2 separate regions of the Homo sapiens genome follow, and region 2 is linked to region 1. Evidence: chromatin loops called from intact Hi-C (ENCODE). Cell type or tissue: Caco-2. All regions are shown on one strand. Each heading gives the region's core, and the rest is flanking DNA. Links, peaks and the distances in the headings are about the cores only.

What was found. A loop is a pair of places that touch in the nucleus more often than their neighbours do. Peaks named below come from ENCODE experiments on the same cell type or tissue, not always from the same donor. Only the 100,000 strongest peaks of a DNase experiment are listed, where the experiment ranks them.
Region 2: it touches region 1 in a loop (16-fold over the local background); 1 of 110 quality-filtered maps calls a loop at or near these places.

The regions. Positions count from the first base shown.
Region 1 is chr11:116,603,291-116,608,151 of GRCh38, reverse strand. No RefSeq gene overlaps it. Among named protein-coding and RNA genes, the nearest start is that of LINC02702, 34 kb to the left of the region's middle. In Caco-2, for the core only: a CTCF peak has its summit at 2,401 (motif pointing left); a DNase peak (open chromatin) is centred at 2,421.
Region 2 is chr11:116,376,773-116,381,633 of GRCh38, reverse strand. The region is part of intron 1 of LOC107987166 (a long non-coding RNA gene); the gene reads left to right. Among named protein-coding and RNA genes, the nearest start is that of LINC02151, 120 kb to the left of the region's middle. RefSeq lists silencers at 1,895-2,095, 1,908-2,202. In Caco-2, for the core only: no CTCF peak of the experiment used is centred there; a DNase peak (open chromatin) is centred at 2,007.

The DNA.
Region 1 (4,861 bases), core at 557-4,556:
CACTAGAGTCTGCAAACCCAAGGGCACTCTCTTTGTGGAGTCCAGGGTTTTGTGGCCTGTGAATTCTACAGAAAGGATGTCTTATTTTCTCAAGTCTCATGGAATCACCTGTCCAAACTCAGTTATGCATGCCAGAGGATGGGTGTATGGCTGCCTCTCAACCCTCTCAGTTCCTGGAGATTTTGTGTGCCATGTGATGGAGCAGCTGCGAGCCTGGATGGGGCAGGGAGTGACAGAGAGCACCCTGAATGTCCAGGATCAAGCTGTGGCTCTGCTGTGTGACTTTGGGCAAGTCACCTGCTCCCTAAGCTTCTGTTTTACAATTGATAAAATAGGCATAGTGATAGATGCTTTGTAGTATCCTCTTAAGAGCAGATGAGATAACGAGGATGAAAACGATGTTGCAAGCTGTAAAGTGCTGGGCATGCATTAGAGGTGGCATGGGGCTGACATAAACTAGGGTCCTGGCTCCTGGGGATGGGCAGCCCCCTTTGGAGCGATCAGCTCATTCCCACAGAGCTTGCTGTCCCCCAGGCAGATCATTCCCCTCCCCTAGAGCTCTCTGTTACATTTTAATCCACCTAATTGAAAGACCGCTGGATCAGGCAAGGAACTTATCAAAGGGAAAGAGAGAAGAGCCTGGTGCCATTTGGCTCCCTGCACATTTGTCCTTTCAAATCCTTATAGATAATTCCATTTCTGTGTTAGGATCAAGACTAGAAATTTGGATGAGAGGGAGAGGGAGGGACAGGAGAAGGAAAAGGGGGAGGAAGGGATGGAGGCCAGAGACTAGCAGAGGCCATCAAGGCTTATGAGTGTGCTGGTTTGGGGCTGTTGGGTAGAGGGGCACTGGCAATGCAGGAAGTAGTGGGGGTGTAAGGAAGCCTGCAGGGCATTGCTCAGCCCACATGGGACCTTGCTGAGCAGGCAAGTGGTGGTGACACCAGGCAACTGCAGCTCCTCTGCCTCCCAGAGATGAGGAGGCTCACACTGCCCTGGAGCCAGCTTTCAGACATGCTACTTCCTGCACAGAAGTCAGTGTAACACTAGGCACCTGCTAGGTTCTATGTATGTGCCCCCCTCAAATTTATGTGTCATATGTTGACACTTAAGCTCCAGTGTGATGGTATTAGTAGGCAAGGTCTTTGAGAGGTGATTAGGACATGAGGGTCCCACCTTCATGAATGGATTGGTGCATTTATAAAAGAAGCCTGACGGAGCTTGTTCACCGATTTTCCCTTGCCACTTCTGCCACATAAAGACACAACAAGAAGGCACCATTTATGAGGACTGAATTTACTGGTGTCTTGATCTTGGACTTCTCAGCCCCCAGAACTATCACCAATACATTTCTGTTGTGTATGAATGACCCAGCATAAGGCATTTTATTATAGCAGCAGGAAGGGACTAAGACTCTGCCACATTCGTGGGGGAAGAGAAGGGCATGGTGGCAGAGACCTAACAAGGAAATCCTCTAGAAGGACCCAGCCCAGCCTCACATAGTGAATGCAGAGTGTCTGCCTTCACTGGGAAAGGAGTGACGGGTATGGGCATTGGGAGAGGAACAGGATGGAGGGGAAATGGCAGGGAGGGAAAAGGTGGGGTCATACCAGAATATGGTGGAGGCTATTCATAAAGTAGAAAATCCCATCCCCAAGCAACCCCAAGATAATGTTATTATTATATTTTGTGATGGAAGAAACTATGACTTGGGGAAATTTAGTACAAGCAAGTGGGGGTAGGCTGAGCCTTTGAGGGTGGGAGATGAGTGGGCCCAGCACAGACAGACTGGGGCAGCCAGGGGCAGGGTGGGTGGAGTAGGACAGAGAGACAGTGGGGCTGGATGGGAAATCCTTCCCCTAAATTCTGGGAGGCTGGACTCCTGTGTCTATGCATCCCTTATGCATCTGGAGGAACAGGCATGCAGGAAACAGGGCACAGCACTTTGCCTGGGGATCTTGCAGTCCAGGGAGAAAGGCAGATGTGCACTCTGATAAATAGAATGTAGTGTGTGAGTTAGTGCTGGAAGGGGACGCATGAGTATGCACTGGGTGAATCCCGGGGGAAGCTATTGATTAGTTTCCTGATGAGGGGTCAGGGCCAAGAAAGGTTTCACAGAGGAGGTGGCACTGCTTCTATTGAGAATGAAGAGATTGGTTCTTAGGGTGTTGATACAGGTCAGTGATTTTCTAGGAGGAAGGTGTGTCTGCCCTGTGATTCAATATTTTATCACATATGATTCTCACAACAGCCAAGTCTTTATCCTTACCTCCACTTCACAGGGAAATATTGAGATTGAAGTGATGTAATGTGGTTTATGTCTTTCCCACCTTAATCCACTGACTGGGAGGGCTCCGTGTGAATGGGCCCTCTTGCAGGGGCATTGGTGCCCTCTAGGGGACTGTGGCAAACAAGAAAAGCATCAGCACCTTGGACAGGGCCCAGGGGCTGGGGAAGGTCCAAGTCTCAGGTAAGACGTTGGAATCCAGGGCGATGATCAGTGAAGCTCCTTTCCAAAACCCAGGGCCCCTGGAGTGGACACCATTATTTGTAAGATGATATAATCTGAGGTGCAAATGAACGTGAGCTGACAGACCACTGGGCTGATCTGTGACTGCTGTATTTGGAGATAGGTCTGTAGCACAGGGGATTAGTTAATGTGCTACTGTGTATGTGTGTGGGCGGAGGGGGGGGGGAAGGGTGGGGGGGAGGTGCATTTTGTCCCCATGCTCCCAAAGTCGTATTACCTTTGAGGGGCTGGGACAAGCTTAAGAGCCCCTGTAACATGCAAATATGTTAGCTGAGAGGAGATGTAGCACAGGTCAGTATGTTTTGATGGAGGGTTGATGAAAGGTCTGGATCAAGGGCCACTGTCCAGGGGGAGTGGGCTAGGGGGTGTACCAGAGTAAGAGGCCCCGTGGTATCCAAGGAACAGCAAGAAGGGGCCAAGAGTGGGTGAGGGTGGAGGATTCACTGAAGACAAACATGATAATGTTGCTTCCATGGTCTATGCTAGAGGTCAGGGTGGGATGGAAATCTTGGTCAATGAATTCTGCATTCCTGAAAAATTTATAAATGAGAAAGGTCACACAAAGACACATACATCTGAGGAGACCCCAGGAGAGAGGAAGGAATGCACAGCTACATACATATCACTAACTACACAGGAATGAATGAGAGGCCTGCTTGCACTGTTATCTGCACATATGCTGTTGACCGGACATCACAGGGTGGCATCCGAAGCTTGAGAATGATGATGATGATGAAGATGATGAGGATGCTGGTTTTCAGCTTCCTAAGTCTTCTGTACTCTCATTTAATACCTCCAAAAATCATGTTAAGTAGAAAATATTCTTTCCATTTCTCAAGTGAGAAAACAGAAGCACAGTGTAGATTAAATAACTTGCCTCAGGTCATACTGTAAAGCAGGACCAGAGCTCCCACTTGAAGACCCCAGGTCTTCCAATTTCAGGTCAAGAGCTACTTTTACTGGACCTCAGAAAGAGCCAAGAATCTCAACAACTCCTGCTTCTATGGCCCAGAACCACTTATCCAGGGCACATGGAGAGTCTGCAAATGCACTTGGGAGGGTTCCTCTAAGGACACAGACGTTGGAGAAGGCTAAACCTGGGTTTGAATTTTGGCGCCTCCTCTCATCGCTGTGTATCTTGAGTGAACTAGTCAGTTTCTCTGAGCCTATATTTCATTAGCTGCAAAATGGGGATAGCAAAATTGATACTGCAAATTGTATAGAATAAAAGAGGAGACGACATAGGAGTGACTGACAGTGCATAGAGTTACAGAGAATTCTATTTACTCCGAATGTCCAGAATCTGCCCCATTCCAGTGGGAAGCGGTTGACCTGGCAGTGGAGTGTCCTTCTTTGGAAGAATGCCACTGGAGGGGAGGTGGCAAGGGGAATCTGGCAGGGCTTTCCTGACCTCGGAGCCCGACCTCTTTCTGACCCGGGGGACCTCAACCCTGGAGATGCAAAGCAGGGCCTTATGGAGACATCCCATCCGGGCTGAGGCCAACTCCCATGGGCAGCAGCCAGGGCCTTCAGGAGGCAGTCTGATGAGGTTTTGTGCCTAGAACCGCAGGGTGGGGGAACAGCCCCTCCCCGCCCTCCAGGTTCTGCCTGGGGCTCTGCCTGCAGTTCCCGGTTGTCAGCAGGCAAGACACGGGGCAGCCGTGTGGGCACCGGTGCATGCGAGGTGATTGCCCCTTTAATGTTTAATGTGCTGAAAAACCATTAGACCCCGAAATGGACAAGTTCTTGGTTGGTAACATTAATTATTGTTAAGACTCGGTCACGCCTGCTTATTAGCAATTATGCATGGCATCTCCCAGGGTGCTCTGGGCCTTCTTCCCCTTCTTCCTTCACCTGGGGACAGCAGGTTTATGGACCACTGCCTTCAGGAGGCTGGAAAGGCAGTGCCAAGCACACAGGTGGTTGCCATCACTCCCCTCTGTAGCTTGGGCTTACTTAGGGCCAAAGAGGACCATCAGCATCTTCTGAGAGGGGAGGAGAAAGACCTTCCCATGCAAATTGGGAGGGTCAGAGGGATCATTGGATAGCATGATGCCCTTCACAAAGTATTTTGCTTCCATTATGTCATTCCTTCTATCACCCCCTTTTTTTTAAAGACAGTCTTGCTCTGTTGCCCAGGCTGGAGTGCAGTGGTATGAACTCAGCTCACTGCAACCTCTGCCTCCCAGGTTCAAGTGATTTTCCTGCCTCAGTGTCCCAAGTAGCTGGGATTACAGGTGCCCGCCACCACGCCTAGCACATTTTTATATTTTTAGTAGAGATAGGTTTTCACTATGTTGGCCAGGCTGGTCTCAAACTCTTGACCTCAAG
Region 2 (4,861 bases), core at 400-4,399, 230 kb after region 1:
GGATAGAGTGCTATGAGAAGCTGGCAACTAGGGAAACCGACCTAGTCTGGGGGTTAGGGAAGATAAGCAAGAGCTTTCTCAGAGTCAGAGCTGTCCAAAATGGAAAACAGGCTGCTTTACAGCTGAGTTTCCTTTGACTAGAGGGTTTAAGTGGAGTCTGGGAGACTCTTGATGGAGATGTTGTAGAGTGCATTAAGCAAGCATTGGGTGGAGTAGAGGGGGAGCTTTGTATTAAGAAAATAAAGGAATTCAGTTGAATTTCCTGGTCAAATATGAACAAGTCAGTTTTAAATTCTCTCTTGGAAGTGAATTAATTCTACCAGTATTTTTGTGGACCAAAATAAGCATCCTTTGCTATCTGGTGTCTCATTTCAATTGAGTGTACATGGTCCGTGGCAAGGGACTGTGGGTGTACCAGGATGGTGGAGAGACTTATGAATACCAGTCCCTAATAATAATACCCTGTTATCTCTGTGCTGCTGGTTAATTCACTGCTGTGCTTTCCTATCATTATTTCAGTTGAGACTAATAATGACCTTTTTGAACTAGGTGGCCCAGAAATTTTTATCTGAACTTTAATATGTGGGAGAAATTAAGGCACAGAGAGAGATGCTGACTTTCATAAACCATGTCTTCTGATTAAAAAAAAAAATCCCTGTGTGTTTTTATCTATGTATATGGTTAGCTATTGTGAAAATAATGCTGTGTAGCAAATCAACTCTCAGATTCAGTGGCTTAAAACAATAACTATTTATTATCACTCAAGGTTCTGAAGTTCAGCTGAGACACAGCCCACCTAGATTGGGTTCAGCTGGTTGGCTTTGCTTCTCATTTCAGATCTGCAAGTAGCTGGGATGGCTCTGCTCATGTGACTCTCATCCTCCTTTTAGGATCATGGTCAGTCCAGGGTGTATTCTTTGCATAATGAAGCCAGAGGGTCAATGCCTCTTAGGCTTAGAGCTGGGACGCTGTCACTTCTGCTTCATTATATGCCCAAAGAAACTCACATAGTAAACCCAAAGTCAAGGGGAGGAAGAATATACTCCACTCCTTCAGTGTAGTAAACCCAAAGTCAAGGGGAGGAAGAATATACTCCACTCCTTCAGTGGGAAGAATTGCAGAGACACATGGAGAAAGGTGTGTGGATACAGAGAGGGGGTGAAAGATTGAGGTAAAAATTGCAACCCACCCAATTTAATTTGTTCTTTTGTTCACTATTTTTCCACTCAGTTCCAAACAATGTGCCTGGCATTCTGTAAGTTGTTGAGGACACAAAGGTAAGTATAAAATGTTTATTAGCAGACAGTTTCGGCAGAGCGTGAGATGTACTATGAGAGAGGCAATCACAGAAAATCTTGACAGCAGATACTTTCAAGGCCCATAATTTTTTTAAAAATAGGGAGCCAAGAGATGAATCAATGAAGGAACAAAATCAAAGCTGAAAAAATTTTGGGGTTAATTTCACTTATATTTTAACCAGTGAATCCAGTTATGGCAGACATTTAAGCTTGTTTCTAGGTTGCAACATCCCCCTGCTAGTTGTTTTGTTAACTCCTGTTTCCCTTTCAATATTATAGCAAAAAACAAAACAAAACAAAAAAACAAAAGACAAAAAAACAGACAAACAACAACAAAAATCCCTCCTGGAACACATGATCAATTTTAAAGCAAAATGTGGGGAGGAAGATGCGTGGCATCATTTATTCAAGTACATTTAGCAATGAATGTGAGAGGAAAGAATGTGTCTGGGAAGCGGCAGTGAATAAAAAGGAGATGTGGGACAGGTCCTGGGACCTGTAGAATAATAGCATAATAATAAATACTACCACATATTGAGCTCTTTGTGCCAGGTATGATGCTAAGTGCTTTGCATGAGGTAAGTAGTATTAATAATCCTATTTTAAAGATGAGTGGAGTGGGGTCTCAGAGTAGAGCAAAGTGATCCAATTTCCTGGCTGAATGGGGAGTAGAAAAACGATGAAGCCATAGCTTCCCAGGTCAGCACCATGGACAGCAGACTCCCCTGCCCGAGAACTCGGGGGTAAGATTTCTGCAGGGTGAATTTCCATAAGCAGAATAATAGAAATGTTTTAGAGCAGATTATTTATAACATACCCACCCTTTTCCCTAGAATGAGCTTTGATAACTAGGAACCACTTTTTTGCTAAGGACTTGATAGTGTTTGTTGTGTGGGGACTGGGGAGGGGGCAGTTTGGGATGCGAAAATTTGAAGACAGGATCTGGGAAAGAGCCATGTTCTTCTGCATAATAAAGCAGCAGTGAGAGATTTGGAAGCAACATTGGATAAGGGAGTGAGAAACTCCCAGGGAATATGTGGATAGTTAGGAAGGAGTAGTCCCAAGAGGGGACAAGGAATAGAGGGGACTCGGGCTAAAAAGAGAGAGAACTAGGGAAATGTTAAAAGAGGAGTCCGATGGGGCACGTAAAGCAAATCTTCATCTTCTTTACCAAATGTTCAGTAAACCCCATACCATTGACTTACATGCAACTGGATTTATTTGGGAGCTTGAAGCAGATCCTGAAAAGGACAGTAAGATCTGTGTCCCACATGTGAACGCATGCAAATTAAGATTGACTGGCTGGAGAGTTTTTCCACTGGGTGTGGTAGTGAAGACCTTCTAGAGTTTCAGTTCCTGTGTTTCAGCTTGGTCTCCCTAGTCACCTTATCTTTTGGAGGGCAGGAATGCTGCCTCTTCTACCTTCCTCCCTTCCATGGACTGGAACATTGATGGGCACACATTACTACCCAGGACATACTGAAGAGTTTATTTCCTCTGGCTGAGTCCCATTCAGAAAAGAACCATGGGTTTTCCTTTGCTTATAGCAGTCAGAGTTCCCAGAGTTTCCAAGTCATCGGCATTTTTTTTTTTTTTTTTTTTTTGAGATGAAGTCTCGCTCTGTCACCCAGGCTGGAGTGCAGTGGCAAGATCTTGGCTCACTGCAACCTCTGCCTCTTGGGTTCAAGCGTTTCTTTTGCCTCAGCCTCCTGAGTAGCTGGGACTACAGGTGCATGCCACCACACCAGGCTAATTTTTGTACTTTGAGTAGAGATGGCATTTCACCATGTTGTCCAGGATGGTCTCAATCTCCTGACCTTGTGATCCACCTGCCTTGGCCTCCCAAAGTGTTGGGATTACAGGCGTGAGCCACCGCACCTGGCCGTCATTGGCAATTTTAAGTAATCTTTCCCATTGTTATCATAAGTGCACCTCAACTGGTCAGACCATGGATTTGAATTTCAGGCTCAGACACAGTGGTTACAATGCTTATAGGATCAATATAGATACACACTAATACCCAGAACTGACCTGCTTGTGCTAGGTCACAAGCAAACTCTCAACCTACAAACAATTTGACCTAGCAAGGGAAACATGGGATGCGCAGGGATGTCTGAGTGTGGAGTTCCCCATTCCCATGGAGAAAACTGCTTTTTTATCCCAATTCGGAGTCCTTAGGGAGCAACTGACCAAGAAGCCTCCACATCTACAGAAGCATCTTCTTTTACTTGGGTCTGGAAATGTGGTGCAAAACCGCTGGGGGTGAGGCAGTGGTAGTGAGATGTTCTCAAAGTCAGTTGTGGAATCTCAATCATTGTCCTATAGAAACCACTATGAGCAATGGCTAAGGGTAGTTGAAAAATGCATGGGGTATTTTATTGATCAAATAGATTTTTGTCACTGGCTTAGAAAGCTAGCAACCAATTTTGGTAGGCAGCACGGAAAAATTACTGGCTTTGGAGTCAGACATACCTGAGTTTGAATCTTGGCTCTACCTCTTACTTGCTATGTAACCTTGGGCATGTCCTGCTACCTCACTGAGCCTCAGTTTCCTCACTTGTAAAATGGGGCAGTTGATATGTACTGATACTTAATACGTTTGTTAAAATAGGGGAACTTCAGTAACAAAACCCAGCAAATCTCAGTGGCTTAACACAATAAAATTTTATTTCTTACTCATGTCACAGTCCAATGCAGGTCAGTAGAGGGGTCTGGCCTGGCTCTATGCAGGCACTCAGGGACCCTGTATCCTTCTATTTAGTGGATGTAATTTTCTGGAGCTTGGGAGCCTTCAACTAGAGCCTCTGCATCGGGCAGGCAGATGGAGGAGAGAGGGCATGAAGGATTGAGCAGTAGGCATTTTTACGGGCTACATTAGGAGGTGGTACATATGATTCCCATCTATCTTCCATGCTCACATGGATGCACCTAATATTAGGAAGGCTGAGAAATGACTGTGTACCTAAGAGGAAAAGGTTACTGACTTGGTGAACAGCAAACCAGTGTCTGCCACTTCTACATGGTGAGGTTGTAATCAGGTGAGGTTGTAATAATAATAATAATAAATACAGAGGGTGTATCTTGATTCCATCAAGCATATCGCAGGACTCAATAAATGTTAGTCCTAGCAGCATTGTTTACACAGGAATGTGAGTATTGCATTTCAAACAAGCAGCTTTAGAAAGGACTTTCAAATCTCAAGTCATTCGTTTGGCGTGTGCTGCCTTTTCTGTCCTTGGCTCCCCAGGAATTCTGATTACTAGGCCATGAGGGGTTAAACTATCCTGCTCTCCTCAGATACTCAACAGCTGGATATCTTTCCAAGGGCCTTCAGCACTCTCCTTCACTGCAGTAAATACATCTGGCATTCCCTATTCTGGAAATACAAGCAACTAGTCAATTGGAAAAGGCGTCTGCTGATGGTAGCATGACAAGCAATATCTAGAACTGCTTGTAATCTCCTTCAGACATCCACTTGCTCCCACCCAGCCCCACTGAACACAAAGGGGCTCCTATTATCTCCATAGCCTTCTGTAGCCAAAAATGCAGATGAACCCTGACCT